Regions from separate parts of the Homo sapiens genome. Here region 2 is linked to region 1. A link is a loop called in an ENCODE intact Hi-C map of the cell type or tissue named here. Cell type or tissue: GM12878. All regions are shown on one strand.

Region 1 (4,000 bases):
AGAGTGGTATAGAAGTAGGAGCACTGGCCAGTGTGGCTGGAAGCTGCCCACCAGTCTCCATGTAAACAACTCAAAGGAATCTGTCCAAGCTGGACTTGTCAACAATGTTACTGAGGATTCCAGCATGACTGTAAATGCTCTGCTTTTAACTGTTCAGTTGGATGAAACTTGACAAATATTACAGTGGTGAAACTGTGACAAAAATTAAGACATAGAGCATTCCCATCACCTCAGAAATTTCCCCTTTACTGTCCATCACCCAACTTGTCCCAGCCCCAGAAAGCTGCTGATTGCATTCAGTGACTACACATTCACTTCGATGTTTTAGATTTCCTAACAAAAAATTATACTGTATGGAGTTTTTTATGTCTGGCTTCTGTCAAAAAACAACACTCCATGAATATTTTCAAGTTTTTGCATGATCTGGGCTTTTAAGCAAAAAGTCCTGGCCACCTGGGCTGAAGGATGATTGATGGTAACCATGTCTGGGAAGTTAGAGATGGGGAGTTATTCCAGAAACACTATGGTTCATCTGCTCTGCAGCCATTAGCTTACATTCCAAAGGGCAATGGACCTGAAGGCTTCTCCTTCCCACCTGAGAGGATCTGTTTATGTCAAAAAAAAAAAAAAACAAAAAAACCAGGTTTCTCTCTTTCCTCCAGAGGGGGAGCCAGGCAGCTGTACCAGCCACCCACATAAGCTGCAAGATTTATGATTTGGAGCTCCTTCTTGTGGCACAAACCAAATCACATGTGTAGGTGCCCACTGCTCTTCTTGCATCGTCCCATGGGGAGGGGCTGCATGGGGAACTGACACAAGATGCTCTGTGAATCATCAGGTCTGTCTTGGATCCAGAACAACATGCTTCCTGTCAGAACCAACCAACCAACCAACCAACCAACGACCCAACCAATGCATACATGTAGAAAAGACTTCACGGCTTCTTTCCCTCAGCCTTGTTTTAGAGACCCACCCACATTCATGTGTGTATCAGTAGTGGCTTTCGTTTTATTGCTGAGTAATATTGAATTGTGTAGACACACACAAAAAAATGTCAACGGTAGACCACCATAAAAATTTTCTAGGAAAGTTCAAAACTTATTTTTAATACACACACTCACACGCACACACACACATGCCCATACACACAAACACACACATTATGGTGGTCTACCATTGACATTTTTGACAATACTTTCATTTTAATGCCAGTAGACATACTCCTCTTGCAAATCCCACTGGCTCTAAGAAAAGCATATTCAGCTTGCATGCATGTGACCCTAAAAGTCAGGTGAAAATCTAAAAGGAAAAGCAGGTACTCCTGTGTATTTGCCTGTGTTAGGGGGAAGAAAAACTTGGAGACTTTAGCAAAAAACAAACAAACAAACAAAACAGAACAAAACAAAAAATCCTTCTAAGGATACATTGTCATTTCTCCTAAACATTCGGGCCATTATCAGCAGGCTGTGGTGTTAAGTCTTGTTTTTTCCTTTCTCACTTCCATTTTTAGCCCACAGAACTAAATCTAACTCATTTTAGGTAGTGCAATGTGAGACACATCATTTGATGCTTCTGACACTGAGGTCCCACAGCTGTGAAGGAGTGTCATGTTCCCTGGTCCACCCACCATTTAGGGCATCAAATCCTGGGGCTCTCTACACAAACAGATCTTGTAGATCTACATGTTTCTGACAACTATGTTGCAGCAGATAGCAACTACTTGCTGGAGGAAGGGTGGCTTTTCTAATGCATTGTAAAGGCAGTTTGGGCTGGTTGTGGAACAGAAAGTGCTGTGTGGACTGGATGACTGTTCTAGCCACACACTGTGGAGGGTGAGGTGCCCGCTCCTTCCACAGTGTCACAAGTTGATGTCGAGCCTGCAGAGCAGAAGCTGTGAAGCACCTGCCTCTCCTGAGGGCAGCCTGGAGGCATCACCTGCTGAGTTGTCTCTACCAAGCTGAAACACACACAGAAACCTCCTTTAGCAATTCTCCACGTGGACCAGTCACTGGAATTGCAGTGCCCTGGGCAAGAGATTAGTGAGATTTCACCAGCTAAGCAGGGCTGGGCTTTAGTAATGCTTGTTAGGGGATTTCCAAATGGTGTGGGGAGAGAATGTGTAATGCCTTCCCCACCTTTTGGGTGATATCACCTTTGAGTAAAACATAGTAAACAAAGTAAAAAATCCTGAGGGCAAGCCAACGAGGATTCTGGGGAAGGAATTTCTACTAAGCAGGGTAGTGCTTTCTCCATGGCCCTGAATCACCTGGCAGGGACTCAGCCTTGGAGGTTTCTTACACCACAAGATCATCTGTCTCAAACGTAGCCAGGGGGAAGTTAAGGGCAAAAGCTGATGTCAGAGACCCCTAGAGGCCCCTAGAGTAGTGGCTCCCAGTTGCTAGATGACAGCATTGTGCACTGTTCCTCAGGACACTCTACTTTGTTTAGTTTGTATAAACCAGTGACCTTTGCTTCTGCTTAGGCCACATGTTTCTGGGTAACTTTGCCACCCATGTACATCGTACAAAGTTCAAAAGTTGGGGCATTTCTCTGCCTCCTCCTGTTGCCTCATCAGGGATAACTCTGAGTTATCATTAAAACATAATGGATACATTTTAAACAAATTTTAAAATGAGATTTTTGTATTATCCTATTTTTATTAAAATATCGTTTGCAAATCTAATTCTCATTTTCCTGATTGTATTTTTTTTTTCCATTTCCAAGCCAAAAAGGATTACAAGAATTTTAACTTTGGCTTCTTAAAAAGAGCTAACTTGTTCTGGAGCACTATTTGCCTTTTTGCTCCTCAGGTCGAGACCACTCATCTCAGGCACGCAGAGGCTGTCTGTGACTATCCCAATTAAACAACTTGCAAGATCCTTCAAGCCAGAATTCAGGGTCGGCTCCAAGTGAGGGACACTTCACTGTTCTCTTCCACAACCAGACTATCATCTCTGCCCTAAGAGGAGCTGACAAGTCCACCTAGCAGACTAAAGAGTTGTGTACCAGGAGTCTCAAAGCTGTCTTCTGATGACCCACAGCTACCTTTCTGGGGGTCCTGGGGAGGTCACTTTCCTCATCTAGGTCTTAATCCCTTTTTATGAGATTGAGAGTTCTGAATGAGAACTACAAAGAACTGTTTAATTCTTGCCATCCAATGGCTAGAGGAGCATTTGGCGTGTGCCAGATATTCCCCGCTGGCCCCAGGGACCTCCTCTGCACCCCTTTCTGCCCTACTGTGCTCCCTAACAGGCGGACCTCTACCAGTGTTATTTCTGGGTCCCCTGCCCTCCAGCCCCTGGTTGGGGGTGGCCAGTAAGATTCACTAGGTATTAAACCCAAGAGACAGATATTTCTTCACTGTTAGCAAAGTCAGTCAGGCACCAGGAGAATGTCTCTGTGGGTGTCACTTAAGGGACTTTGGACACCTATGCTTAGGCTTGTTCAAATAAATGACATGTGAGTACTTTGCAGTTTGATAGTTCTATGAATCATGAATACAGTGCAATGAAAACGTCAACCTATAATGTTACCAGGGATTAATTGCTATGGATTATCATTCTTCTCTGCCTTGCTTTCTGCAAACATAACATTATTCCTTAAAAAACATATACACTTATGTGCACAAACACATGCACACATGATGTTTTTAGACTAATTAACATAATTAAAATTTTCTGAAATAGTTAAGTGGAATAGACTTTTTTCCAAAAATGACAGTTTCTTCTCCAGTGAAGAAGAAAAGACACCTCATAATTTAAACATTTCATTTGAAAATATATTCTCAGAAATGTATAATGTAGATATTGCTTTAAAACAAGCTCATCTTATGAATATTTCTCCAATTTGTCTGTAAGTTTGCCAATTTTTTTCTCCTTGGGTCAGGGTGCAGATATGTAGTGTGTATCAATTAGCATGATATATCTGCAATGTTTATATTAAAAATTACGAAAAACATGCTTCTCGAAACATGTAACTAGATACCAGTTAAGGGAGTCTC
Region 2 (4,000 bases), 140 kb after region 1:
AGGCATGAAATAATCAGTCATCATTATTATTTTCTAGATTCATCCTTTAATGATGAAATAAGTTTTCAAAAGGATAAATGTCATTTAAAAATCCATTCTTCAAATTCAGTGAAATATTTCATATAGGAACTTACTTTAATATTAAATATAAAAATATTTAATATAGACATTTGTTCTTCCTCAACAAGGAGGTCACACCTCCCAGACTGTGCTCCAGGTTGACAGGGCCAGAGGAAGACTGAGATTGCTTCTCTACCCTGACGGTCACTGTGTCATCATTGCTGATTAGAACGTCCTGCTTGAAACTCAGGAATGTGTTGTACCCCAGGGTTTGGGCACACAGATTGCACTAAAATGGAACCCAAAGGATTTCTATGCCTTACAAATGTATTCTAGAAGTGAGCAGTTGTAGCTGAATCCTCCAGCTATGTAGCTGGGAGCAGTGATTTAGGTCATAGGCCAACAACATCTTTTTGGGGTAAAGGAGCATTTTATCACTGGTGTTGTTTAGAATCTCTGGCAAACACTGGTGATGAAAACCAGGCTGATTTTTATAGGGTTTTATGATTGTCTTTAAGTTTTCTGCAGACAATGTACCCCTCACTGCCTGCACCCAGAATGGGGGGCATGCCCACTGCCCTGCCATTGGTACAACGTTGCACAGAATTCCACTTTTGTATGATTTCATTGTGCTAAATGCCTGTGTTGCTGGAGACCTTTTAGGTCAGCTTTATTGCAACATGCAATCATTATACCTCAGCCCCTGTCTGGGAAGCTTTAGAGAGGAGGGTTCAGGAGTGAGGCTTGGGCTCCTGAGCCCATTGCTTTAAGTGGTGTTGACATGTTTGATAAGGTGTGCACCAGACCCCCTCCTTCTGGGTCAGCAGTAGCCTCCAGTGCTGGCACTAAAGAAGACTTGCAAATGAATATCCCTCTTCACAGAGAAGGGTCCACATTAAATGTGTAACTAGGAGGAAGTAGATCCTTTATTCAGCCCCTAGATCTGAAAGTGCTGCTGACCAGAGGGAAGACCCCTGCCTGCCTTTCTTCCAGTGGTGGTTCAGATTCAACAAGCAGGAACTGAGTGTTGACTTTCTGCACTTATCTGTTAACCAAGGTTTTATAACCTCTAAAGAGGAAGGAACTGGTATTTAGTGAATACCTACCCTGTTGCATGGGGACTATAATTCCCCCTTTTTTAAGAGACTAAGTTGAGGCTTTGGTTTTCAGGGCTACCTGGTTAAGAATAGAAATCTCCCAGATGTCCAGACACCAGGACTGGGTGCCACTGAGATGGCTCAGCTGGGACACACAGTCAGCACACTAAACCCAAAGCTGTCCCTGGAAACGGCCCCACTTGCTTCAGGGCATGGTGCAAAACGTTGATTTAATCTGAGAAGCTGCTCTCTGGCTTTAGGCCAGAGGAGCCACCCACCCAGCCAGAGAGGAGCCTGGCCACCATTACTCAGACCTCTCCTTTCTGGAGAGGGAGTGCACAGCTGGCTCTGTCAGGCGTGGCTCGCAGGCCTGCGGAGTCATTCTGATCCCATTACCTGCATTGCCCACATTACTCCAGAGGCCCCTGATCTCAGCCCACAACTCTGGGCAAATACATGCATCTCACCTGCACAACATCTCTCAAGGAGGCTGTGAAAGGGTTTTTTGTCTCTTGTGTGTTGATGGATGGGTGATGAAACAAGAATACCCAGGGAATGATTGATCATAATTCTTGGTCACCTGAAAGTTGATCTTATTCCTTAGTAGACTGGATTCTACTGGGTAAGGACATCGTGTAGCTCTGTGCCTTGATTTTCTAGAAAAAGAAAGCAAAACAAAACCCAAAACACAAATAAAACAATGATCAAACCGAATTAATGAATTAGTTACTTATTCCTTAAATGTGTCATTTGAGAATCCTGAGCCCATTTTGATCTGGTCTAGGATAAATAGTCATCCCTCTTACCTGTCCATCTACTTAACAAAACTGGCGGGTTACGTGCAGTGTTATTTTTAATGATTCATACTAAAACTTGATGTGTGAGAGCAATATACTAATAGTTTCAGGGAACACTGACTCAGCCACAGTCAAAGCCCTTGGGGTTTGAAATCTAAAAATAAGAAGCATGCTTTAAGAGTAAATTCCTTGATACAAAGAACAAGCTGTTTCTTAGTTCAGCATCTGGGATTACCCAGCCTTTGCTGTAAAGAAACATTCGTTTCCCCAGTAAACAGGGGCTCCCTTGGCCTCTGTCAACAGAACTCTTAACCTGGAGCCCTTGGGACCAGCAAAAACAGGCCATAAACCCCACACTTCACATGACTTTTGCCAATCCATCCCAGAACTGCCAGTTCAGGAAAGGAAGAATGAGGAAGCTGCTGTTTGGTCCCTGGCTTCCTTTTTCCTTTGTATTTGTTACTGTTGTGGTGTTTATTTATAACAGTACCTATTTTATTCCTATTTGAGTTTGAAATTTGGGCTGGAAATCAAAAATTTAAAAGCCTCCATAGTGAATAGATCAAAGATGTACTTTTCATTCCTTCTGATATCTCAATTGCTACAGACAAGAAAACACACATAAAAATACTTCTATTCTGCACAGAAATAGCCTCAAATTTAAGTATTGGAGAAAAAAAAAACAGCCACATGCACTCAGAAGGTTAGATGTGGCCAACTTTACTTACAGATTATGTTCATTTCTAAATGGTTCAGTTATAAAGTTATACTGACAGCGGCTGGGGGTCCTGGAAATTCTCTAACAGCCAACTGTTGGGTCTTGCTTAAGATGCATTTGGGAAAAGGATCTGTTCTCTGGATCCATTTGTCTGTTTCTCACTTTACTTTTCTTTCATTTTCTCTGATGAGGTTTTATATGCTACCTGCAAAAGTCTATTTTAAAAACATAGTATTTTTAATAAAACTGTTTAAAGTAGAAAATTCAAGTGCCATAAAATAATACACTAAAAAAAGTATTTCTTCTCCCGCAACCCCATACCAGGCTCACTGAGGGAGTTCCCCATGATTGTCCTCCCGCTTTCTTTGTACCTTTGCAGACATGAGTGCACAGGCATTTACGTGACAAAGTTTACCACCCCACTTCTTTACACACTTTTTTCATTTACCTTCTTTCCCTTAATCTCTAGGATTTCTTTCCTTTCATCACTTGGAGAACATTTTAATGACTATATTGTGTTTCATGGTTTCAATGAACTCTTTTTAGCCACGATTTATGACCCACTGCTGAACACTGGGAATGTTCTCCAGTCATTTCCTACCACACTGAATTCGATGAATGTGCACACATCTGTACACGTGTGTGAGCACCTATGTGTACGTATGCAGCTCAACTCACTAAAAGTGAAATGATAAAGGGGATGCACGCTTGTTTTCCACATGGCTAGAATTTCATGTTGGATGAAACTGCCAGCACTGCCAAATCAACTGCAAATAGGTGTGCAGTGAACGCTCACAACCAAACGTTTATATCCGAGGTTCCTGTTTCCCAATAACTTCAAAAGAAAAGTCCATTACTAAACATATTGGTGTCTGCAGTCTGAGAGGAGGAGCACAATATTTTGTCCTTGTTTCAGTTGTTTAACTATGAGCCAGGTTAGGTCATCTAGCAGAGCTTCAAGTGGCATTTGGATTTCCTTTTCAGGGAATTGTCTGTTTAATGCACCTTGTCCATTTTTCTGTAGTTTCTTGTCTCCTACCCTTTGAATATCTCTAAAAATATCTGTACACAGACACTCTCTCTTTCTCCCCTTTTTCTGCTACACTGGAAGAAAAAAATGACAGTATGCATTTTATTTTAGGGAATTATACATTTAAGGAAAACATCCTCCTACTCAAATTAAAGTTACAAAAATTACCCATGTTTTCTTTTTTTCTTACTTGTATGGCTTATTGTGTTCTTCTGGTGTAAACAGGCAATCCAACCAGCGTTTATTTTGGTTTAAGGAGTATTGTAAGGATGCAACTTCATTTTCTTCCATATGTATT

Evidence for each region. Peaks named below come from ENCODE experiments on the same cell type or tissue, not always from the same donor. Only the 100,000 strongest peaks of a DNase experiment are listed, where the experiment ranks them.
Region 2: a loop joins it to region 1, with 4 times the contacts of the local background. A loop is called at or near these places in 6 of 110 quality-filtered maps.

Annotation. Positions count from the first base shown.
Region 1 is chr7:46,152,191-46,156,190 of GRCh38, forward strand. No RefSeq gene overlaps it. Among named protein-coding and RNA genes, the nearest start is that of IGFBP3, 230 kb to the left of the region's middle. RefSeq lists enhancers at 2,084-2,153, 2,301-2,595. In GM12878, no CTCF peak of the experiment used is centred here; a DNase peak (open chromatin) is centred at 1,791; H3K27ac peaks cover 1,329 bases.
Region 2 is chr7:46,289,741-46,293,740 of GRCh38, forward strand. No RefSeq gene overlaps it. Among named protein-coding and RNA genes, the nearest start is that of IGFBP3, 370 kb to the left of the region's middle. RefSeq lists an enhancer at 1,258-1,337. In GM12878, no CTCF peak of the experiment used is centred here; DNase peaks (open chromatin) are centred at 996, 1,511 and 2,081; H3K27ac peaks cover 785 bases.